2 separate regions of the Homo sapiens genome follow, and region 2 is linked to region 1. Evidence: chromatin loops called from intact Hi-C (ENCODE). Cell type or tissue: mammary epithelial cell. All regions are shown on one strand.

Region 1 (8,000 bases):
TTTTTTTTTTTCAATAATTGTGTGTCTGTATGTCCCATTTTCTTTCTCTTCTGCTGTGGAACTGCAGTTACATGGATATTGGAACTTCAGAGATTATTTCACAGGTCCATGAAGCTTTGTTCACTTTGCTTATCAATCTTGGTATTGTTCAGATTTTAAAAAGTTCTGTTGATCTCTCTGACCCCTTTCTTTGTCAATTCTATTATTCTGTGAAGCCCAATTAGTGTGTGCTTACTGCATACATTGTATTTTTCCCTTCTTGCATTTCTTGTTTGTTTTGTTTTGTTTGTTTGTTTTTGTTTGAGACAGCATCTCACTCTGTCACCCAGACTGGATTGCAGTGGTGCAATCTTGGCTCACTGCAGCCTCCACCTCCCAGGTTCAAGCGATTTACCTGCCTCAGCCTCCCAAGTAGCTGGGATTACAGGTGCATGCCATCACACCCAGCTATTTTTGTATTTTTTGTAGAGATGGGGTTTCACAATGTTGGCCAGGCTGGTCTCGAACTGTTGACCTCAGGTGATTAGCCCACCTCAGCCTCCCAAAGTGATGGGATTACAGGTGTGAGCCACTGCACCTGGCTGATTCTTGCATTTCTGTTTGAGACTTTTTCCTAGTTTCTATTTGCTGATGAAACTATTTGTATTTTGATTATTAAGAGCATATTTCTTTTTACACTACTGAGTGTAGTTAAAATAGTTAAAATAATATCCTATGTGCTTATTTCAACATATGTTCATTTGGGTATTGTTTTCCATAGGTTGTCTTTTCTCTTGAGAATGAATGAAATATCCATTCTTTCTTCACCTATTGACTGGATTTGTATTGTTTCTTGAATACTCTGAAGATGTAGAGACTGAATCCTGTTATAATCCTTAATAGAGTATTGATTTTCTAAATTTTAGCGGACAATTATTTTAGACTCATGAACATTGTGTTTTGAACACAGCTCAAAATTCATTCCAAAGTGCTTTGATCCTGCCTTGTGTATGCATGGTTTAAGGTTGGTTAGTTAATTGGCTGAAATTTGTGCATGGGATCTGGGCTCCCCGTCTCTGGCCATCTCCTTTCTGGAATATCTCCCTCACTTTCTGGTGGAAATGATTATTTCAAACTCTGTTCTCCAGTTCTTTAGAACAGAAAAAGTATGGGTTTTCTATCAAGGATTTACTTATTAATGCTGACTGCAATCTGCATTGAGGCTAAAATAATTGAGAACACAGGAAAATTACCCCATGCCATTCTTTCTTCCAAATTGATTCCCTCCTATAATCTTTCAGCCTCTGCTCAATCTGCACTGCCTCCAGGCTACTATTCAAAAAATTTATCCAGGTTTCGAGTGGTTATTTGTGGGGAAATTGGCCTGGCAGGAGCATCTTTGGCCATGCCTGAAGTGGAACACATACAAAATGCTTTTTTGCATTGTCTTTGGCTGAAGCCACTAATATTTCAACTTCCCAAAATATGTCTCTTCTTCATGTATTAACTTGGGATTTTCACAATTCTTTTATAATATTAATTTGGACTACAAATTTGTGCGAAGATCGAAGTAGAATTTAATTTGTTGTAAAAAGCATTTTCTCCCCCAACTGAGTCCCATTCAGATGGCTACTTCACTTGGAGTATTTTTGTCCCTATATGGGGGCATTTTCTCTTATTATTAATAGTAGCTTTTCAATAGTCCCCAGATTTTGCAAGTATCTACTTGAAATTCAAGTATAAGCTTAAGACAGTAACTAGTCTCTTATCTCCTCTTCTCTTATGGGTATTTAAACCTCAACCATTTCACATTCTTCTTTTCATGCTGAGAAAATTATCTTACACCCAGTAAATATGCAGAATCTTTAAAGGACTGAAAAAAATAGGGAAATGTTTAACGTAGTTATCAAGGTAGGTACCTCACACAAGAAACTGCTTGATGATGAACATTTAAGTTTCAAAGCAGGAAAGATAGCCCTTGTGATGAAGGCGATTAGAACGTGATACAAATGACTCTTAGTTTTTCAGTGGACCAGAGCAACAGTTACTGGTTAGTTCAACAGGTGAGACTCAGTCACAAAGAGTTTACGGATCTCGCTGAAAATAATGAAGACAGGTACCATGGCAGAATCACTACCCTATACACAACTGACTCTCTGAGATGAGTGCCTAAACCACATGGCAACCAAATAGGTATTATAATTAGTTTGTGAGAAAGTGGTAATAGTACTTGTTGCAAATCTTGATGTTGTTTTATTAAACAAAACTAAAATATAATTTTATTTAATATTAAAATAATGTTGCAAATATCAATTGATGTAAAATTTATTTGCAGAATCAAAATTCCTATAAGGAAGTATTATAACACTAGGAAGAAAATTATTTTAAGACAGTGACTCATGAAAAAGTGTTATGTGCTATCTGCGAAAATATGCCAATACTCTCTTGGCTGAGAATACGCCAAGAAGATCTTTGTAGTTTTGAACATTATCTTTATTACTTGATTAGCCACTTTTGGAACTGTAAAATGTAATTTAAATGGCTAAAAAATGAATACATTAAGACAATAAGCACTTTAGGCATTTATTATGAACCTGCTATATTTTTATGAAAATGCCTATCAGCTTATTATTTCTTTCAAACTCTAGTCAATACCAAATCTCATTTTTGATTTATGTTTTCCTAATAATGAATTCTTTATTGAATTTAGTTACATGACACTGAGAACAAAGATTTTGCCTCTGGCTGTTATCTAAGCAAGGAAGCTCAAAAAACATTATCTACATACTCTTAATTAGAGAAATCCCTTAAAATATTTTAAACTTCGTGAAAATTCAGACAGTCAGGAGATGCATTTATTATTAAGATTATTTTCAAAACCAAAGCCTTATTAATAAAAAATGAAATGAACAACGTGACTTTTGAAGTTTCAGTCTGTCCACAGCTAGCTGTATAACTTTGGGAATCTTATTTAAGATCTCCATTTCCTAATTAGTAAACTAGGAATTCTATTAACGTCTTCAAAAAATTGTTGTGAGGAATATATAATATATGCATAAAATGTGGACACAGTATTTGGGCCATGATAGTAAGTGTTCAAGAAAAATTTTTTTATAAACTTTCTTCCCTATATTCACAATTTGTATTGTAATTTTAAATATATTTTTTAGAGTAAACCATGACATTTTATTATACATTTGTTTTCACTTTAAATGGATCTTAGCTACAAGGTTGTTTGAACAATATAGTCTATTCTAATCCATCAAAATAAAAGACTAACAAAATAGAAATTCGAAATCTCATAGTGAAGTACACTAGCAATGAATTCAAAGATATAAAGAGAAATCTCTTGTGAGAAATAATAAATCCAAGTCACGTTGGCTTAAGTGATTTCTGGAAATAGAAGAGAATAGGCCACTCTTATTTGCCTGGTATTCCTGGGGGATAAATTGTGCCTTTACAATGAAACTAGTGGTGGCTTGCCCTGCCTGTCCTCAATAGTATAATGTCAGTGACTGCCAAGAATGCAGCTTTCCCAGGATCAAGAATGGAGCCTGCTTCTTTACCATGTTTCCAGAATGATATGCATGTTGCTTAGCCAAATAATTAAATACTTCACATTTTAAGACTTGTTGTTTTCTCTGATTATGATAAAAACAAAATAAAGAAAATATTTGTTAGTCTGAAAAGATATGGTAATGGGATGTCAGGGGAAACGACAGAGTAAGGATCTCTGAAGTTTTTCCAATCTATAAAAACAATGAGAATGCTTTCAAAAATGAGCAGAATCAATCCTTTCAGGACTTGGGAAATTAACCAAAGGCTTGTAACAATTCAGCAGGTTTATTCAAAAAAACTAGTTTAATCTTGGTAAGAGCAGCACATTTTATTGAGTGTTAACATTGCTTTTCTTTTCTCCTCATTTCCACCCCCACCGGGGATGACAGCCCTAAAACTCGCACACAGTAGTAGGAAAACCAGCAGCCTGCCAGCCACTGGGGGCCAAAACAAGTTTGGGGCTTCATCAAAACCCAATTCCAATAGGATCGTCACTATTTTAATTGTCTGATGGTTCCTGGAAGACCCTACTCACAAGGCTTGCCTTTATTTGACCTGACTCAGAGCTTACTCAGAGCAACGGTCTTTCTGCAGGGCATGTATTGAAAGTAGTTAGGAAAATAGAAAGTCACATATATGCATACAGCTGTGGACGTGCTCAGAAATCATCTGAAATGGCCATAAGCTCTCACCTCTGGCTCACCTTTCGGCGCTGCTCAAGCAAAAAGTGAAGGATAAGGCAGAATTACCAAGTGCCTGGTGGAGTCCTGAAGGCATGCCTGAACTCATATGCAGAACCCATCAGCGAAGGCTAGAAGACTGATTGCTTCCAGGCATTTACGGAAATGTCTTTTGAATCATTAGGTGACCACAAAGCTAAGCAAGCAGAGACTTCAGTGATACGTGTGACAAAGAACAGAGACTTTATAGAACTGGTTCGGAAAATTAATTAATAAGAAACAGCAAGAGAAACAAGCAGTGGCAGCAACAAACACCAGAAAGGGAGAGTATCTGATGTCCAGTGTTTACACATTATATTATTAAAAATTTCCATTTTCAAAAAACACTTTAAGTCAACTATTATATACATGCTTAAACTGGGTTGAAGACCCCCAAATCCATGCCCACTCATAAACTCAGAATGTGAGCTTATGTTAAAATAGGGCCTTTAACTATATAATTAGTTAAAATTAGATCATACTGGACTAAAGTGGTTCCTAATCCAATATGACTGGTTTTCTTATAAGCAGAGGGAAATTTAGGCACAGATACATATAGAGAGAGCACCAAATGAACACAAGAGTAAAGGCAGAGGCATACAATTACAAGCCAAGGAATGAAAAGGATTGTCAACAACCACAAGAAGTTGGAAGACAGGCATGGAATATAAATTCCTCTAGAGCCTTCAAGGGGAGCATCACCCTGATGACACCTTGATTTTGGAATTTTAGCTCCCAGAACTGTGAGATAATAAGTTTCTATTGTTTTGAGCTATTTAGAGTGTGGTAGTTTATTAAGCAATCCTAGGAAGCTAGTACAATTCACAAAGACCTAAACACAATCACATCTATAATTAAAATATGAGACTATTTCACCAAATAAAGACAATCAATAAAGAAATAGAAGTTATATTTAAAAACCAAATACAAATTCTATAGTTTAAAATTGCATTAGCTAAAATAAAAAAAATCAACAGGAGGTTTGAGCAGGCATATAAAAGAAATTAGCAAGCTAGCATATAAATCAACTGAGATTATCCAGTGTAAGGAGCAGAAGGAAAAATGAATGAAGAAAAATGGAACTATCCACAGAAACCTATGGAACATTAATAAGCACAGCATTATACACAAAATGGAATTCCAAGAAATAAAGAAGAGAAAGGGAAAGAAAGAATATTTAAAGACACAGCGACCCCAAAAGTAACAAATATAGTTAAAAAATTACACATCCAAAAAGCTAAAAAGATTATAAATAAATGCATACATCTATGCATAGAAACATTATAATCAAATTGTTGAAAGCCAAAACTAATAGAGAATCTTCAAAACAGCATGAGAAAAATGATCCATTATGAATGAAAAAAATCTAAACAAAATTTAGAAATGACTTATTTTCAGATGCAAAGAGGCTGGAAAACAAGATGGAGACATAATCAAAGAGCAGAAAGAAGATACTTTCAACCAAGAATTCTGTATCCATCAAAAGCTACCCTTCAAAATTAAAAGAGAAGTTGAGATTTCTCAGAAAAACAACTAAAATAATTTGTCACTAGAAGATCTGCCTTATAAGAAATAATAAAGGCTGAGTGCAGTGGCTCATGCCTGTAATCCCAGCACTTTGGGAGACTAAGGAGGGAGGAGTGCTTGACCCTAGTACTTTGATACCAGCCTTAGCAACATGGCAAACCCTTGTCTCTACAAAAACTTTTTAAAAAATTAGTGAGGTGTGGCGGCACACCACTTTAGTCCCAGCTACTCAGGAGGCTGAGATGAGAGGATCACTTAAGCCCAGGAGGTCGAGGCTGCAGTGAGCTGAGATTGCATCACTGCATTCCAGCCTGGGCAACAGAGTGAGACCCTGTCTCCACAACAACAACAACAACAAACAAACAAACAAAAAACTGAAGGTAGTTCTCTAGGTTGGAATGACAAGACACTAGTTAGTAATTCTAATCCACAAAACTAAATGCAGTAAATAAAGAGCACAGGTAAATATAATTAAATAGGTAAATATAAAGGACAGTATAAATGCATTCTTGTTTGCAACTAGTGTAACTATTATTCTTCTGTATGATTTATAAGACAACTACATAAAACTAATTATTAATCTGTTTGACATGCATGCATAAAGATGTAATTTGACAATAGCTCAAAAGAGAAGTCAGAGAAGAAGCTTACAGTAGTAAAACTTATTTTATTATTGAAACTAAATTAGTGTTAATCCTGACTAGCTTGTCATAATTTAAGATATTAATTGTGATCTTCAGGTAAACAACTAAGGAAACTTTTCTAAATATTAAAAAATGACAAGAGAATTAACATAGTATATTTGAAAAATGATTTAATTTAAAAAGAAGGCAGTAATAGAGAAATAGCAGAAAGCATAAGCCATAAGATTTTTAGAAAACAAATAGCGAAATGGTAGATGTGAGTGCTATATTAAGAGTAATTACATTAAATGTAAATGAATTAATAGTCCAGTAAAAAGTCAAAGATTGGCAGAATAGATTTTAAAAAGTGATCTATGCTGTCTGTAAGATGCAGACATTAGATGGAAAGACAGTTGTTGTAAAGAAATGATAAAAAATGATAGAACAGGCAAGCAGTCGAAAAAGGAGAGCCGAAGTGGTCATGCCAATATCCAACAAAATACTTTAAAGTAAAAATTGTTACTGCAGAAGAGTATTTTATAATAGAAAATGGTCAATTCATCAAGAAGATATAAAAATTAAAAACATATATGCACCTAACAACAGAGCCCTAAAATACATATAGAAAAAAATAATAGAATTGAAAGCAAGAAGAAACAACTTGACAATAAATTACCAATTTCAATATCCATCTTTCAATAATATATAGAACATTTAAACAGCAGATCTGCCAGGAAATAGAAGACTTAAAGATAATATAAACTAATTAGACCTGAAACGTATGTATAGTACTCTCCATTCAATGACAGAAGAATACACATTCACCTAAAGTGCGCATGAAACATTTTCCAGAATTGACTATAAGATTATAAATTATAAAACAATGATGAAACAAAACTATTTTTAAGTTAAAAGTATTAAAATCATGTAAATTTGTTCTTTCACCACAATGGAATGTAATTTGAAATCAGTAATAAAAGAAGGAGAAGGTCACAAATATTTAAAAATTAAACAACATACTCCTAAATAAACAAGAGATTAAAGAAGAAATTACAAGGCCAATCAGTACTCTGAGGTACATGAATTCAAAACTACATCAACTCTTACGGAATACAAGTAAAGCAGGGCTTATAGGGAAATTTATAGCTGTAAATGCCTATATTAAAAAATAAGATTAAAAATATCAATAACCTAACCTTCTACCTTAAGAAACTAGAAAAAATATTAAGCTAAACAAAAGCTAGGAAAGAAAATATTAAAATTATAGTAGAACTAAATGAAATAAAGACTATAAAATCAAAAGAGAAAATCAACAAAACTGAAAGTTATTTCTTTGTGATAAGATCAATAAAATTGACAACCTATAGCTAGATTGACTGCATTGGAATGAATAGTTGTGCCCCACACTCCCAAAATCATATGCTAGAATTCTACCCCTCAAAGTGGTAGTATGAGGAGATGAAGTATTTGAAAGGTAATTATGTCATGAGGGTGGAGCCTTCATGAATGGCATTAGAGCCCTTATAAAAAAGGAATCTTAAAAAATCTTGTCCTTTTTCCACTATGTGAAGAAACAATGAGAAGACAGCAATCT
Region 2 (8,000 bases), 1.4 Mb after region 1:
AAGATTTTTAATGCATTTCTGTCATATAGAGGGAGAGTAGAAGCTGCTTGAGTTTATTTAAATATTGTTGACAGAAAACTGCTGTCTTTAGGAGCCTAGCCATGGATTAAGATTCATATATATACACATATATACATGCAAATTAAAATGTTGAAAAAGAGACACTTATCAACATAACCTTTAGAAAACCAAGAGAATCTTGTAGCCTGAGAGCATATTCACAGGAGAAAAGGGAAATTCATGAACACCTCATTTTACTTCCTCCCGTAGGAGCTGGGAGATGGGAACATCACTAGACCACGAGCCGGAATTGCTGCAGGAGGATTCCCACACTCTGGGCCTCCGTGGGCACCACGAGGACTGGACGTGCGACCCCAGCTCTCTGGGTCTCAGTTTCGTCTCCTGCAGAGCATCTGAGCTAGACCGTCTCTAAAATTTCATCAAGCTCCTGTATTCCATTCTATTCTGAGATGCCCAATTCTTATGCCTGCTAAAAACCACAGTGAGAAATAATAACCTATGTCCACATTTTTGTTTCCTAGGAGAAATATCAACATGCGTCTGCCAAATAAAATATTGTATTAAATGAGTTATTTCAAAAAGTATTCTTTGACCACCTCAACATGTGTTAAAAGGAATGCCACATGTTAAAAGGAATGCCTCATGTTACACGGAGTCCTTCTAGGGTAAGAAAGAGAGGTCATCTGTGAGACAATGTCTGCTTTTGAAACTCTCCACATAACCATGGCCAGCACTGACCCCTGTTGGAGTAAGATACAGGGAAGAGGCAGCCAGGCAAGCTGGAAGAATGGAAAAAGAAAAAGAGAGTCTAAGAGACAGGAAATTTGATACCAAATCCAGGAAATTTGATACCAAATCCAGGAGCGCTGCATCCTCTATACCAAACCCAGGAGCCCTGAATCCCTCTACACCAAATCCAGGAGCCCTGAATCCCTCTATACGAAATCCAGGAGCCCTGAATCCCTCTACACAAAATCCAGGAGCCCTGAATCCTCTATACCAAATCCAGGAGCCCTGAATCCCTGCATACCAAATCCAGGAGCCCTGAATCCTCTATCAAACCCAGGAGCCCTGAATCCCTCTATACCAAACCCAGGAGCCCTGAATCCCTCTATACCAAATCCAGGAACCCTGAATCCCTCTATACCAAATCCAGGAACCCTGAATCCCTCTATACCAAACCCAGGAGCCCTGAATCCTCTATACCAAATCCAGGAGCCCTGAATCCCTCTATACCAAATCCAGGAGCCATGCCTCCTCTATACCAAACTCAGGAGCCCTGAATCCTTCTATACCAAATCCAGGCACTCTGAATCCTTCTTTACCAAATCCAGGAGGCCCAAAACCCTCTATATCAAATCCAAGGTGTCTGGACCCCTGTATACCAAATCCAGGAGGCCCGTGGCCGTCTATAGCAGATCCAAGTACCTGTGTGAGAGACAATGTGAACTTGAGACCATGAGAACGACGATACGTCTGACCACATCGTGTCCCCAGCACGTGATAGGATAGTACTGGATTGGCCACAGAGCCGCCGATATGCACAACCTGTACAAAAACATCCACTTTTCAGGGAGGTGAAGACACAAGGGAGGGGGTCAGGAGGCACCTGCCAGGAAATGTGCTGTGTCTTTTAACTCAATGACCATTCCACACCTGGGTTATAACATTGCAGTGTCTATGGAATGAAATGGGGGAAATATAAAATGAATAAGGAAGGAAGCAGCACTCAAGAGTTTTATCAGCCAGAGAAAAGTTACTGTTAATATTGTTCCTAAGTTGTTTTTTGATTTTTCTTTTTTTTTCAAATAGAACCTGGATCCTATTGTGCTATATTTTTTTTTCTAACTTGACATGGCATCACCAGCCTTCTCTCTTGTTTCTAACTTGACATGGTACCACCAGCCTTCTCTCTTGTTTCTAACTTGACATGGTATCACCAGCCTTCTCTCTTGTTTCTAACTTGACATGGTACCACCAGCCTTCTCTCTTGTTTCTAACTTGACATGGTATCACCAGCCTTCTCTCGTTTCTAGCTTGACATGGTATCACCAGCCTTCTCTCTTGTTTCTAACTTGACATGTTATCACCAGCCTTCTCTCTTGTTTCTAGCTTGACATGGTATCACCAGCCTTCTCTCTTGTTTCTAACTTGACATGTTATCACCAGCCTTCTCTCTTGTTTCTAACTTGACATGGTATCACCAGCCTTCTCTCTTGTTTCTAACTTGACATGGTATCACCAGCCTTCTCTCTTGTTTTGTTTTTGGAATATTCTGTAAGTGCTGTGTGATCCACAGGACCTACCCCAGGACCTCTGCGCCTGCACCTCCAGCGTCTGTCCTGTGCTGCTACACCCTGCAGCCGCTGCCAGGAGCTCCTGCTGGTGAGGCCCCCAATCAACAGGTGCCCTGGTTACTCTATCTGCAGAGGAGAAGACAGAGCTCAGAGGCAGCACAGGTGCAAATCCAAATGGGGCTGTCACCAAGTTGACCCTGGAATCTTAAATAATGCCCCTTGCAGGTGCCTACTATGTTGGGGCTTCTCTGCACTCCCACCCTTTCTCAACATCATCCCAACAGCACGTCTCCATCAGACGTGGGCTTTGTGACCCCCACCCCCAACCAACCATCCCCACAGAGAGGCTCTGCCCCTGACCTAGGGTGGGCACTCACCTTCTTTCGTTGTTTGCTGTGGCACAGGTGAATTACTCATCTTCTCTATGCCTCATCTTCTTCATATAGGGCAGGGTCTGCCTACCTCATAGCAGAGCTATGAGGGTGAAACTGCATCTGTCTGCATGGTTGTATTTCCATGACATCACTTACACTGTCTGCCTTGGGTGTGATTCCATGCACGAGTCTGTCTCCACTCAGTGACACTCTGGAGAGCTGGAAATGCCTCTGATTCATCTTTCAGTTGCCACAAAACCTAGCACAGAGCCTTGCCCTGTTAGGGAAATAGAAAGACCCCCTTTACTTATTTTATAATTTTCCCCAAGCGCTACACTTTGAGTGTAGGTGTCCGGAGAAGAATTGTGAGGAATGTTCTGATACATCAGCAATTTTTCCCCACCTTTTTGTATCTTATGCACCTGCTCCCAACCCCGTGTGTGTGTCTCAACCCCATCAGGAGTAGATGATGCAGCCCACAGCCCAGAGAGACACAATGGCACAAATTCCCAGCCCCGGAGTTCCATGTGCTGAGGTGCAGGCAGAGACAGTGGGTTTGGAAGGATGTTTTTATCTGAGAAACCCAGTCTCCCCCCCACCTCCAGACTAGCTGTGTTTCTCTAAATGGGAGGAAACGGAGAAAGAGTATCCTAAGTGGGAAAAGGACACTCAATGCCGCTGGGTTCCTGAGAAGGGACTTCGGCCCCGTTGCCCACCCCTGAGGACCAGAGAAAATGATGGGATCCCCGACAGGTGTGGGAATCCAGGCACAGAGAAAGCAAGGCTACCATCCCAGGGAAGGCCCCGGGGAGGCCCTGCACAGCACAGAAGCACCCACATGGGTGGCTGGTCTGTCCAGACGCAGTCCCCAAGATATTCTCCGTGCCCAGGTGGAGAGGGAAGCTGTGGAGTCATTTCCTCCATACCCCAAATAGAGGCTAGACTGGGAAGGAGTCGAGAGAGAGATGTGGAAAAGCCTTTTGACAAGAACAAAAGATAGTGGTGTTGACCAATGGCCTGGCCAGAGAGGACCCCCATAGAGAAGATACTTCCAGCAGAGGCCAGGTGACAAATGACAGGAAAGCACAGGCTGGCCCTTCCTGCAGGTGAGACACCCTGGAGACGAACCCAATTCCCAGAAAGGAGGGGCGGGGAGGCAGAGTCACCAGAGCATTGGCTGAAGTTTGTCTCTCCTGCCAGGCAGATGGCTCGCACACCACAGACCTGGGTCACCTGTCAACGAGGCACCTGTTTCTCTGGCCTGAATTCTAACCAAATATGTCTTTAAAAGTGAACCTACTCTTATCCCAGGTGCCTCCCCCGTGATGGGGGCACACTTTGGTTGGGGTCCCACATCTGGCTGAGACAGAACTCTGAACAGACAGAACACCTGTGGGAGGACAACAAGACCTCATCCCCATAGGCCTTCTTAACACTGTGTTTCTACCTCGTGCCCATTTCTTATGCAAGTCAGGAAAGCGTCCCGCGTCTCCAGCAACCACGCTGCACGTGGCTCGCCACTAGAACGGAAGCCCACAGGAACAGAGGCCCTCCTGGCCTTGTCTACCACGGTACCTGGAACAGAGTAGGTGTTCAATCACTGCTTTAGTCCATGAATGACACACATGTGGATTCACGGCCTGATGTGTAGAAACCCATACGTACACACAGGCAGGCATGAAGCTCGCTGTTGAAAGAGTTACGTAGGTCAGTACTTCTTAGGGAGACAAATATTCCCTGAGCCTCTAGATAGGCCCCTTAATTCTCACGACAGATATTCGTTTTGTTTGTTTGTTTTGTTTTGTTTTGAGACAGAGTCTTGCTCTGTCACCCAGGCTGGAGTGCCGTGGTACGATCTCAGCTCACTGCAACCTCCACCTCCCTGATTCAAGTGATTCCCCTGCCTAAGCCTCCTGAGTAGCTGGGATTACAGGCATGTGCCACCACACCCAGCTAATTTTTGTACTTTTAGTAGAGGTGGGGTTTCTCCATGTTGGCCAGGCTGATCTTGAACTCCTGACCTCAGGTGATCTGCCTACTCCAGCTTCCCAAGGTGCTAGGATGACAGGCGTGAGCCACCACGCCTGGCCACAATAGATATGCTTAAATGTAGGTGACAAATGACAGAATTTTGCTTTTTGGAAACAATGTGCTACTTTCAAAAACCCTAGCACAAGAAACCTTGAGACGACAGCCTCTGGGGAAGATGAGTCATGCAGCCACAATGGGTCTTGTGGTTTCAGCAAAGCCAGGGCAGTGCTATAGGAAAACTCAAAATGAGCCATATAAATCATTGTATTGGGTGATCTTCTTATGCATCCTTGGCACAAAAAAAAAATCTTCCTGGGATTTTCTTTTAAATAATCACAGGGGAGAGAGGAGTTAGGACTAAGCCGAGCATGGATGAAAGAATTTCAGCCACGAATTGGTAGTTCAGAAGTCTGGGTGATACGAACACAGTGATAGAATTTGTCTACTTTTACATATGTCTGAAATTTTCCACCTAAAAAGTTTTTGTGTTTTCAATGCACATCTGTCTCTGGGGCTGGGCCAGCGACTCCCACCCTGGAGGGAACAACATATCCCATCTGTTTCCTTGTGGCTTGTCAGAAAGAACGTTCAGGCTGCTGTATTCTGTCTAAATTCCAGAAATAGTCAGGACACTGCGACTTCCAAGCCTCATACCTGAGATAATTAGAACAAGAAGTCTGTGTTTGTATGTCCAAGATCACTAAAGAATTCAAGAAGCAAGCCAAAGAAAAAAATTATTTTACTAAAATTAACAACTGTAATGATCCCGAATCCATGTTATTTGTACATATGAACTTTCTGAAATGCATGATATTTATATCCAGCAAAGAATGTCTTTTCTTAGCCCAAGAAAAATAAGAAGAGTGAAGTCAAGCTGGCCAGGAAACAGTGGAATGGGTCTGTGTGTTCACCCAGACAGCGTGAGTCAAGGAGGGTTCCACGCTGGGATGATTTCTGACCTACTCATCAATCAGACCTAAGATGAGTGGCCTCAGGTTACTGTCGTAAAAATGCTAGTAGCTACAGAGCAGAGCCTGCTCCAGGCTTTGGGAAAAAGCTGCTGGAACTGGCTGGCTTGTATTTCCTTCCAGAGCCCAGATGCCTCCTGGGTTGTTCCGGTCTGCTGAGCAGATCCCCGAATTTCTAGAAAAATTAGAAACATGGAATCAATGTCATTACCTTTGCAGGGATCAAAGTAAATGGTGAGGCAAAATATGAATCTGGGAGAAGAAGGTTTTCCAGGTTAAGGAATGGCATTTCCAGATGACAGGGATGTGAGGACAGCACATTTGATCAGGGGCTGTGCTACTTCTGACTCGTCTTTTTCCTTGTCTTATGTTCCAGCACTGAAGTTAGTTTCCCATACTCTTTTTTTGTTTTTGTTTTTTTTTTTTGAGACGATGTCTCACTCTGTCACCCAGGCTGGAGTGCAATGTTGTGATCTTGGCTCACTGCAACCTCCGCCTCCTGGGTTCAAGCAATTCTCCTGCCTCAGCCTCCAGATTAGCTGGGATTACAGGCACCCTGCCACCACACCTGGCTAATTTTTGTATTTTTAATAGAGACGGAGTTTCACCATGTTGGCCAGGCTGGTCTAGAACTCCTGACCTCAGGTGATCTGCCCGCCTTGGCCTCCCAAAGTGCTGGGATTATAAGCGTGAGCCACCGCACCTGGCCAGGTTCCATACATTCTTTATCCTCTTATTCTTTGTCTTTTGCAAGAAGGGTTTAAAGAGGCTTATAACAATATATGGACTTTAGAAACTCAACAGTAAAAATCAAAAATATAAATTATTGATTTTGAATATGCTTATGCAATTTTAATGGCATAAGGACAATATCTGGAAGAGAATAGGTAAGAATGTTAGTAGTGTGTTAGGGTGGTAAAATTATACGTGAGTGTTTTTATTTTATTAATTAAAATATTTTTATAGTTAAATACAAAAGAAAATTAGAGGCTTAGAGTTACTTGCTATATTCTGCTGAATTCATCATAACAGGCCATCTATGAAAGAGGAAGACACATTCATCTTTTCAAGTGAGAAAAAAATTAAATATCCAAAGCTTATTTGTGTCCTTATAGTAATTTAGTGTTGAAACTTGAAATATAATATTTTTAAAGATCTACTTCATAATTTTCAGACAAATGCAGGCTGAGATTCTGCTCCTGCCATTTTGACAGGAAGAGCTACTGAAATGCTGGTGCTCCTTCTTACTTGTAATATGAGGATGATAATAAAAGCGACCTCACTGTCAAAAAAAATGAAGTGAATGATGAAATCAGAACGCGAAGAAAGGTAGGGAAAACAAGAAGCAAATAAGAAATACTGCACATTCATTAGAGATGAGCCACAGATTGGGCTCTGAGCTGTCAAAAGATTCTCCAGCCAGGAAAACATACCAGAGACAGGCCAGGAGTGTACATAAGATGAATCCAGACTTGCTTCTTGGGAAACACATTCCTGGAACAAGATCATAGAGAAATTCCTCTTGGAAGTCTGTTGTTAGAGAGAGTAAGGGGCCATCTTATCTTCCAAGGAGTCTGCTTTGCAGTGGAAGAACAGGGCACAAGATCGACAAAGTTAATGATACAATGTAAAAAATGAAAAGCAATTTTAAGTTACCATAACTATTTTTATGGAGAGGAATGCTTGTGAACAGTAGCACGTAGAGCTAAGCAGTGACTCTGTCTTCTTTAGGAAATCAATGTACCCAGTCTTCAGCCTTCTTCTGGGATATACCTTTTTTGATATGCTCATGGGCACCTGACCTTCTCTGTTCCTGGGTCCTGCTCTGTAAAAGGAGCCAAGTACCACCCATCACCAACACCATCATCCTCACCATCATTATAACCATCACCATCACAATCAGAAACACCATCACCACCATCACCAGCATCATAAGCATCACCAACACAATCAGAAACACAACACCATCAAAAATGCCACCAGAAACACTATCAACAACAGCAAAACTATCACCATAATCATCACCAACACCATCAGAAACACCACCAACACCATCATCACTGTGACCAATACCACCATGAACACCCACACCATCATGATCAACACCATCACCAACACCATCAAAAATGTTGTCAGAAATACCATTACTAACAGCAAAATGATCATTACCATCGTCAACACAATCAGAAACACCATTATCATCACCACCAACACCGTTATTATTGTACTAGTCCATTTGTACACTGCTATAAAGAAATACCTGAGACTGGATAATTTATAAAGGAAATAGGATTAATTGATTCACAGTT

Evidence for each region. Hi-C counts contacts between places; a loop is a spot of excess contacts. Peaks named below come from ENCODE experiments on the same cell type or tissue, not always from the same donor. Only the 100,000 strongest peaks of a DNase experiment are listed, where the experiment ranks them.
Region 2: a loop joins it to region 1, with 4 times the contacts of the local background. A loop is called at or near these places in 8 of 110 quality-filtered maps.

Annotation. Positions count from the first base shown.
Region 1 is chr10:4,667,889-4,675,888 of GRCh38, reverse strand. All of the region lies in intron 1 of MANCR (mitotically associated long non coding RNA), which reads left to right. It overlaps LOC105376373 (a long non-coding RNA gene), which reads right to left and starts at 4,358. Exons shown (of 4, transcript XR_001747338.2): 1 at 4,230-4,358. In mammary epithelial cell, no CTCF peak of the experiment used is centred here; DNase peaks (open chromatin) are centred at 3,458, 4,228 and 4,938; H3K4me3 peaks cover 997 bases; H3K27ac peaks cover 7,640 bases.
Region 2 is chr10:3,224,853-3,232,852 of GRCh38, reverse strand. LINC02668 (long intergenic non-protein coding RNA 2668) reads left to right here. Exons shown (of 3, transcript NR_187504.1): 3 at 271-589. Among named protein-coding and RNA genes, the nearest start is that of LINC02668, 29 kb to the left of the region's middle. In mammary epithelial cell, no CTCF peak of the experiment used is centred here; DNase peaks (open chromatin) are centred at 4,912 and 5,672; H3K27ac peaks cover 1,180 bases.